Regions from separate parts of the Homo sapiens genome. Here regions 2 and 3 are each linked to region 1. Evidence: chromatin contacts called from ENCODE Hi-C or POLR2A ChIA-PET data. All regions are on one chromosome and are shown on one strand. Each heading gives the region's core, a stretch centred on a gene start or an enhancer-like site at or near the end of the contact. The rest is flanking DNA. Distances are from core to core; before and after follow the strand shown.

Evidence for each region. Hi-C counts contacts between places; a loop is a spot of excess contacts on that map. ChIA-PET counts read pairs that join two places held with the same protein, here RNA polymerase II (POLR2A). Pooled maps may share reads with other maps.
Region 2: a pooled map shows a loop between it and region 1 (5-fold over the local background). The contact joins the enhancer-like site here to the promoter of MAP4K1 in region 1. A Hi-C loop is called at or near these places in 1 of 168 maps with a recorded cell type or tissue (naive thymus-derived CD4-positive, alpha-beta T cell), 2 of 37 single-sample maps with no recorded cell type and 5 of 50 pooled maps. POLR2A ChIA-PET finds 5 or more read pairs at or near these places in 1 of 52 experiments (CD4-positive, alpha-beta T cell).
Region 3: a map of CD8-positive, alpha-beta T cell shows a loop between it and region 1 (3-fold over the local background). The contact joins the promoter of GMFG here to the promoter of MAP4K1 in region 1. A Hi-C loop is called at or near these places in 1 of 168 maps with a recorded cell type or tissue (CD8-positive, alpha-beta T cell), 1 of 37 single-sample maps with no recorded cell type and 14 of 50 pooled maps. POLR2A ChIA-PET finds 5 or more read pairs at or near these places in 2 of 52 experiments (Caco-2 and activated T-cell).

The regions. Positions count from the first base shown.
Region 1 is chr19:38,616,531-38,619,230 of GRCh38, forward strand. It overlaps MAP4K1 (mitogen-activated protein kinase kinase kinase kinase 1), which reads right to left and starts at 1,423. Exons shown (of 31, transcript NM_001042600.3): 1 at 1,267-1,423; 2 at 1,038-1,095; 3 at 824-914. The coding sequence starts at 1,365. EIF3K (eukaryotic translation initiation factor 3 subunit K) reads left to right here and starts at 2,658. Exons shown (of 8, transcript NM_013234.4): 1 at 2,658-2,700. RefSeq lists an enhancer at 1,947-1,996.
Region 2 is chr19:38,031,735-38,034,434 of GRCh38, forward strand. All of the region lies in intron 2 of SIPA1L3 (signal induced proliferation associated 1 like 3), which reads left to right. Among named protein-coding and RNA genes, the nearest start is that of SIPA1L3, 130 kb to the left of the region's middle. Within about 2 kb of position 1,302, at least 6 of the 41 ENCODE cell types and tissues checked have a DNase peak (open chromatin) inside an H3K27ac peak, as active enhancers do.
Region 3 is chr19:39,334,703-39,337,402 of GRCh38, forward strand. It overlaps GMFG (glia maturation factor gamma), which reads right to left and starts at 1,341. Exons shown (of 7, transcript NM_004877.4): 1 at 1,272-1,341; 2 at 733-829; 3 at 559-608. The coding sequence starts at 1,274.

The DNA.
Region 1 (2,700 bases), core at 173-2,672:
ACCTAGGAGGCAGGGCAGAGATCTCACGGGTTGTGGAGATTTGGAGGGGACAGAGGGGCCCAGGGCACCTGTTCTGGGGAGCAGAGGTCATTATTGGGGCATCTGGAATATTAATTTGGGGATCAGGGAATTTAGGAGTTTATATTAAAGGAGCAGAGAGTGAAACTGGGTGAGCCAAAGAGCAGAATGGTGAGAGCTTCGTTTCAAGGGAGTTGATTTCAAATTCAGTTACTATGAAGAGATCAATTTGGGGTACTCTTGGTCAGAAATGGGAATTTTAGATTGGAGATTAGATTAGAGGCTGCTCTGGTCAGAAAAGTGGGACTTAGGAGTGAGGATCATGGTAGGGTTAGCCCAGTCAAAAATGGGGGTCCAGGATGGGAGGTCGGGTTATGGTGAGAAATGGAAGTTCAAGGTTAGAACTGAGGGTGCCAAGACCAGGCGCGGTGGATCACACCTGTAATCCCAGCACTTTCGGAGGCCGAGGCGAGTGGATCACAAGGTCAGGAGTTCAAGACCAGCCTGGCCAAGATGGTGAAACCCCATCTCTACTAAAAATACAAAAATTTGCCGGGCAGGGTGGTGAGCGCCTGTAATCCCAGCTACTCGGGAGTCTGAGGCAGAGAATTGCTTGAACCCAGGAGGCAGAGGTTGCAGTGAGCTGAGATCATGCCACTGCACTCCAGCCTGGCAACAGAACAAGACTCCATCTCAAAAAAGAAAAAGAAAAGAAAAAAAAAGAACTGAGGGTACCCCCATCAAGAAATGGGGACTCCGGGTTAGGGGCTGGGCTGGGTGCCAGGGTGGGTCTGAGGTTCATCACCAGAGATAACTCCCATGGTAGGCCACGATGTTGGCGTGCCGGCAAGTTTTCAATATGAGGATTTCCTTCTGAAGGGTGGAGACATCATCATCTGTGAGGAGGGCGGGAGAGAAAAGGCAGCTCGCATGGGGAGAGAGCTACAGGGGAGGTGATCCCAGTGTCCCAGGAGGCGAAGGTGGGGATGTGGGGAAGGAGCTCCATGTTCCCTCCTCACCAGGCTCCATCTTCACCATCTTCAGTGCCACCAGGTCCCCTGACACCTTGTCTCGAGCCTTGCAAAGGGGAAGTTGGCAGTCAGGCAGGCTCCATTTGCCAGAGTCCCTCCACAGCATCCCTGAGTCAAGGTCAAGAACTGGGACCCCCTCTTGCAGCCTCCTCCCTGCCGAGGGCTTGCCTTAAAGGTCACTGGTTGTAGGGTGTTGGGGACAGAGGGGCTTCCTCACCTTAAAGACTTCCCCATACGTGCCGCCACCCAGCCGCTGTAGCAGGTCATAGTGGTCCCGGGGGTCTCTATTGAAAATGTCAGGGTCCACGACGTCCATCCCTGGGGGCCTGAGCTGGGCCTGCGCCCAGGGGCCAGCAGGGCCTCAGGGCTCAACTTCTGGCACCTCCCTCCGTCCCCAGAAGCCCTGCACCCGCCTTGCCTCCGCGGGCTGTGGCCTCCCCCCTCCTCACTCTCGCTTCCTGCCCCAGCTGCACTGCACGACTGTGCAACGGGCTCCACCCCCCCGTCCCCTGGGCTCTGAGAGCCTCTGAGGGGCAGCTTGTCTTGGGACCCAAGGGACCACCCTCAACCTCCAAGGCCCAGGGCTGGATGTAAATGTGATGCAAATGATCTTAATCGTAACTGGGTTGGAGGGGGGTGCCTTAGAACCCCCGCCCCCGTCTCCTAGGTAGTGTCTAAACCTCTGCTGGGTGCTTGAAGGTTTGGCCACAACCCGAAGGCGGCAGGTCTGCAAAGGGATGGCTATGCAGTGTACATGCCTGTTCACCTGTCACATACATGCACTTGGGTTACCTCCTCTGCACTGCGCAGGCGTGTAGACGTGCATCTGCCTGGATACCTGTGTGCACAGTACACACGTGGATGTACCCAGGACATATACCTCCACATGCATGGCACATAACTGCATTTTGTAGGCCTGCAGTGTACAAAACCTATACATAATATATAATTCATGGCAGTACAAATGGGACGCTCGCCCTCAGCTCCAAGACCGGAACCTAATGGAGACGGGGCGCGATCCGGCGAAGTCCAGGAGCCCTCACCCCAGCCCCTGCCCGGCAGAGCACAGTAGCTTTGTGGGACCCTCCTCCTGGAGCTGGGGACCAAGGGCTGAGACTTGAAACTGGAGAGCTCAGGATCCTGCACCAGGCGCCCAGGCCTGTGGCAAGAGGGACCTCAGAACACCTCCCTCGGAACTTGGCCATGGCCTAAACGTAAGGCTGCTGCGTGCATTCCCGCAGAGCTCCGTGGCCTCATGGCCGCGCGCAATACAACGCGCGCGCACGCCGCCAGAGCTCCGGGTGCTTCCCGGTGAGTTCGCGCGCGCACGCTCCCGCGCTACCGGCACTGGAACTGGGTCTGTGAGGCCCGGGAAAAGCTTAGCCCCGCCCCCTCGCCACGAGAGGCGCCTGCGCACTGGGATCCAGTAAGATTTTTCTCACGCTGTCTGTCCAGCTTGAGTGGCGCGAATGCGCACGCGCCAATTGCGCCTGCGAGGAAGAAGTCACGTGGCAGCCGGAAAGCGTGGCGGCTGCTGCTAGAGCCTTTCCCTTTACCGCACCCAAGGAGCTGGAGCGACAACAACGACGTCGTTTCCGTTTCCACCACCTCTTCCTGTTCCCGTCCTTGAGGACGCCGTGCCGGGTCAGTG
Region 2 (2,700 bases), core at 52-2,551, 580 kb before region 1:
GGAGTTTGAAACCAGCTTGTGCAATGAAGTGAGACCCTAGCTCTAAAAAAATAAAATAGAAACAAATTAGCCAGGTGTGGTGGTGCACACCTGTAGTCCCAGCTACTCAGGAGGTTGAGGCAGGAGGATCGCTTGAGCCCAGGATGCGGAGATTGCAGTGAGCTGAGATCGTGCCACTGCACTCCAGTGTGGGTGACAGAGCAAGAGCCTGTCTCTTTAAAACAAAACAAAAATGCTACCTTTGGGGAGAAACTTTGAGGCTATGCTAATATCCCACATCCCGCTTTTCCTCAAACTTCCACCCACTAATTTTACCATCCATTGGTGGCCGGGTCTTGTCTACAGCAGTTACTGCTGTGCTGTTTCCCTGATGGCAGTTTTTGTGTGCCTCTCATTCCATCTACATTTATTAATTGGAACTCTTCTGTAAGGAAGACCTGTCCCTTCCCCCTTATTTCTTTATTTAGTTACTAATTTATATCCTATGGGCTCATAGATACTTGTTTTAATCTAGCACATTCCTTTTTCATGTGATAAAAGCTCCCAAGTTCCAAGTAAATTCCTAGCATTGCCTCTCACACAGCAGGAAGAACGGCACTTTTCCTACGTGGTAACCAGGGCCTTAGGGAACTTGGAAAGAACATGAACAGGTTTCGTTTGTTCATTCATTTATTTTCCTTCACTCAGCAAATATGCATTTGAGCACCTACTATCTGCTTCTAGGCACTAGGGATTCAGGAATGAAAAAACAAACTCCTTACCTTAAGGGAACGGACATCCTACTGGAGAATAAAACAGTAAACAGATAAAAAGTGAATATAGGGCTGGGCATGGTGGCTCACACCTGTAATCCCAACACCTTTGGGAGGCCAAGGTGGGCGGGTCACTTGCGGTCAGGAGTTCAAGACCAGCCTGGCCAACATGGTGGCCGTCTCTACTAAACCCCGTCTCTACTAAAAATACAAAAAAATTAGCCAACCGTGGTGGCACACACCTGTAATCCTAGCTACTTGAGAGGCTGAGGTGGGAGGATCGCTTGAACCCAGAGGCAGAGGTGGCAGTGAGCTGAGGTTGCGCCACTGCACTCCAGCCTGGGCAACAGAGCGAGACTCGGTCTCAAAAAAAAAAAAGAAGTGAATATAGGATAAGTTGGATGTATATAGTGTACATAGGATGTATATAGGAGTATATAGTGATGAATAAAGCAGGGAAGGGGACTGGCCTCACAGGGCAATTTTCGGACAAGGTGGCCAAGGAAGGCCTCTCTGAGGAGGCCCTGAATAGAGGAGGGAGTGAGGCGGTCCCCAGCCTAATTCATCCACAGCCATCCGGGAGATCACAGTCAAATCATCTCCCTTCTGAACACAGTTTCTGTGAAAAGGAAATGTGTTCCCTCTCCAAGGGGCAGCCCTGCTCAGCTGGAGCCAGTCTTATCCCTGAGTATTGCCAGATCTGATGTTCCCCGCAATAGAAAAGGAAAGTGAAAAATTTTTTGCCAGTCCATTGAACCCAAATTATGCAACGTCAGATAATGAATGACTGTGACTATGTTTTGTTTTCATTGTGTTTATTTTTTAAGTTTGCTTTTCTTTGTAGCAAAAGATAGCAATTTTTCATTTTTAGTGGTGATATGGATTCTTTTTAAATATATAAAGCTTGAACATCACTTGAGGGCTGGGTGCAGTGGCTCACTCTATAATCCCAGCTCTTTGGGAGGTCAAGGCAGGAGAATCACTTGAGGCCAAGAGTTTAAGACCAGCCTGGGCAGCAGAGTGAGACTCCATCTCTACAAAAAATGTTTTAAATAGCCAGGCTTGGTGGCATGCACCTGTAGTCCCAGGAACTCGGACGGCTATGGCAGGAGGATCACTTGCGCCCAGGAGGTCGAGGCCATGCTACTGTACTCCAGCCCCGGGCAATAGAGCGAGAGAGATACGTATGTGTGTGTGTGTGTGTGTGTGTGTGCGTGTATGTAAATAATTGTACAGATGGGGAGTAGATACAGCTGAAAAGGAAGGGTGGAACACAGCGACTGGGCTTGGTAAGCACTGTATGGCTCAGCCACCCACTGTTTTTCCTCTGGGTCAGGGGTTCTCAGCAGCGGGCCTGAGCTGAAATTGGCAAACAATTACCATGGGTGTGCGCCTTGAGCCATTTGCATCATGGTATGTGCATTCGGCCAGGAATGTCTTCAAGTTTCAGGAACAGAAACCCCCGCTCACTGCAGCTTGATTGAATGAGGGCTTATTTCTCGCTCACAACAGCACACCTGGAGGTGCTTGGCTGCCAGTGTTAGTTTGGTGGCTGGGCAGTGTCAGGGCAGAGCCGCTTTGATTCTCTTGATCTTTCCCCTCATGGACACATCGCTCCTGCTGCCATGTCGCATAGCCTCCCCTAGCTCCAAGGAAGGTGGCAAATGTTATTTAACTTTTCAGCCTTTCCTGAGGAGGAAGCCAGAGAAAAAATGAATTGAGAGTATCTGTTGGGGTGGCCAGCCAGCACTGCCTGGTTTCATGGGGAAGGAAAAGCAGTAATAATGAACATTAATGGGTGCTGACTCTGTGCCAAGCCCTGCCGTAAGCGCCTCACGTGCATGATCTCATTCAGTTCTTGTAACTACCCTAAGACGTCACTGCTGTGATATCCCCATGGTAATGATGAGGAAACTGAGGCACGAGTGGTGAAGCTGCCTGCCAGGTA
Region 3 (2,700 bases), core at 91-2,590, 720 kb after region 1:
AATCACTGGATGTAAAAACAAGCCTATGAGATAAGTACTATTCTCCCCATTTCACAGATGAGGAAATAGAGACACAAACAGGCAAAGTCTCTTGCTGGGGGTCATGAGTGAGCTAGAACTTGATCTCCAGGGTTTTTTGTTTTTTTGTTTTTTGTTTTTGTTTTTGAGACAGAGTCTTGCTCTGTGGTTCAGACTGAAGTGTAGTGGCACAATCTCGGCTCACTACAGCCTCCATCTCCCGGGTTCCAGCGATTCTCCTGCCTCGGCCTCCCAAGTAGCTGTGATTACAGGTGCCCACCACCATGCCTAGCTAACTTTTTATATTTTTAGTACAGATGGGGTTTCACCATGTTTGCCAGGCTGGTCTTGAACTCCCAACCTCAGGTGATCCACCTGCCTCGGCCTCCCAAAGTGCTGGGATTACAGGCATGAGCCACTGTGCTCGGCCAATCTCCAGGTCTTTCTACCCCCATGCCAGGCTCTTCATATCAGTTCCAACCACTTGGTTCTCCCAGTCTCACCCTGTACCTCCCAGTCCCAATCACCCCAGCCCATCACCTGAAATTCTTCCTCCAGCACCACCATCTGCCGGTCTTTGTCCACCTTCACTGGGGAGGGGTGGCACACAGGGATTAGACACTCCCCCTGATCCATGGGGGACACAAGCCCAGCCCTCCCTATCTGCCCTCACCACCGCCCTCCCATCCTTCTGTGGGGGAAGATGTCACTCACTTATGATGGCTGCATTGTCTGTCTCTTTTCGGAAGCGGAATTTCCTCAGCTTTTCTGTTAGCTCTGGGTCTACCTCGCACACCACCAGGGAGTCAGACTGCCGGAGGGACCCAGGAAGAGCTGAAATGGCCTGGCCTCAGCCCTCACCCCTTCCCCAAACCTGTTTCTCCATCCACTAATGAAGAGGAGCATCGCGCCGGCCCATCTGATGCCTTTGTGAACATTGAGAAAAGGCACCCTTCCCACAGAGTAGATACCCCTCACCAGGGCACTCAGCTTGGGGGGCGGAGCAGAGGCTGGGTTCCCGCCTTCTCCACGGGGACTCTTGGGGGACACTCAAGGAGGTGCAGAGATCCACTTCCTGAGCCTAAACCCAGAGCCACTGTCTCTCTGTTCTTCCAGCCGGGCTGTTCACCACAGTTGGGCCCCCTTCCCGGCCCGTGACCTCCATCCCATAGCCTGACCTTCGCCCAGGTGTCCTCCAAGCCCCAGCCCCAACCCCAGCCCCAGCTCTTCCCATAGAACCCCTGGCCCCTGACCATGATTGTTCTGTCCACAGGCCTCTTCTTTTCTTAGTTCCGCTGTCTTCTAGGCGTGGGGACCGGGGCTGTAGGGGGGCGGGCTGTGCAGTAGGAGGAAGGTTTCATCCAACACCACATCCTGTTTATGCCCTTTCTGGGACAACTGTCACAGAGGGCTCCTCCCCCTCCTTCCTTCCCCTCATCTGCCAGGACCTGTCAGGAAATCGCTCAGACCAGGGTTCCAAAGCTTCCTTGCTGTGTGACCCTAGCTAAGTAACTTCACCCCTCTGATTTGAGATTGTGGTGAGGATATAAATAGCTTCACATCGGCCGGGCATGGTGGCTCACACCTGTAATGCCAGCACTTTGGGAGGCCGAGGCGGGCGGATCACCTGAGGTCAGGAGTTGGAGACCAGCCTGACCAACATGGCAAAACCCCATCTCTACTAAAAATACAAAATATTAGCCTGGCATGGTGGTGCACGCCTGTGATCCCAGCTACTCGGGAGTCTGAGGCACAAGAATTGCTTGAATCCGAGCAGCAGAGGTTGCAGTGAGCCAAGATCACATCATTGCACTCTATCCCAGGCAATAAAAATACAAATAAATAAAAATAAATAAATAAATAGCTTCACATAGCTGCCAGCATGGCAGACACAATAGGTACTAAAAACGAACTATTTTGCTCCTCCCCTCCTCCAGGTGGCCTTCCTAGATTTACCCCCATCTGGGATATTTGAATTGCAGGGCTGGAAAAGGGGAGTTTAGTCTTTTGCTGGTCAGACTGACGCCCATTATGTCAATGGCAAAATGGGGACCAGAGGGGCAACCCCACAGTGCCTGGGTAATGGTGACTTTTTTCCTGCACTTTTCCAACCTCACTAGCCTTGCAATGACCTATGAGGCCCTACAACAAGGGAGTTCAATCCCGTCAGACCGGTACCCAATTTTTTTTTTTTGAGACAGGGTCTCACTCTGTCGCCCAGGCTGGAGTGCAGTGGTGCGATCTCAGCTCACTGCAACCTCCGCCTCCCAGGTTCAAGCCATTCTCCGGCCTCAGCCTCCCAAGTAGCTGGGACTACAGGCACGTGCCACTACGCCCGGCTAATTTTTGTATTTTTAGTAGAGATGGGGTTTCACCATGTTGGCCATGTTGGTCTCGAACTCCTGACCTCAAATGATCCACCTGCCTCAGCCTCCGAAAGTGCTGGGATTCCAGGTGTGAGCCACTGTGAGCCACCATGCCCGGCTATTTTTTTTATTGAGTATTTTTGCACTGCCCCCTTTTCCCATCCCGAAATAAAATTCCTAGATAATATAACCTACTTACACACATAAATTCAAAAAAAAATCAATATAATGTCCTGACTGTCATATAAAGAAGAAATAAAAGGAATGTAGTTCACACAAAAACCATATGTATTTCAGTGAGAAGATAAAAGCAAAC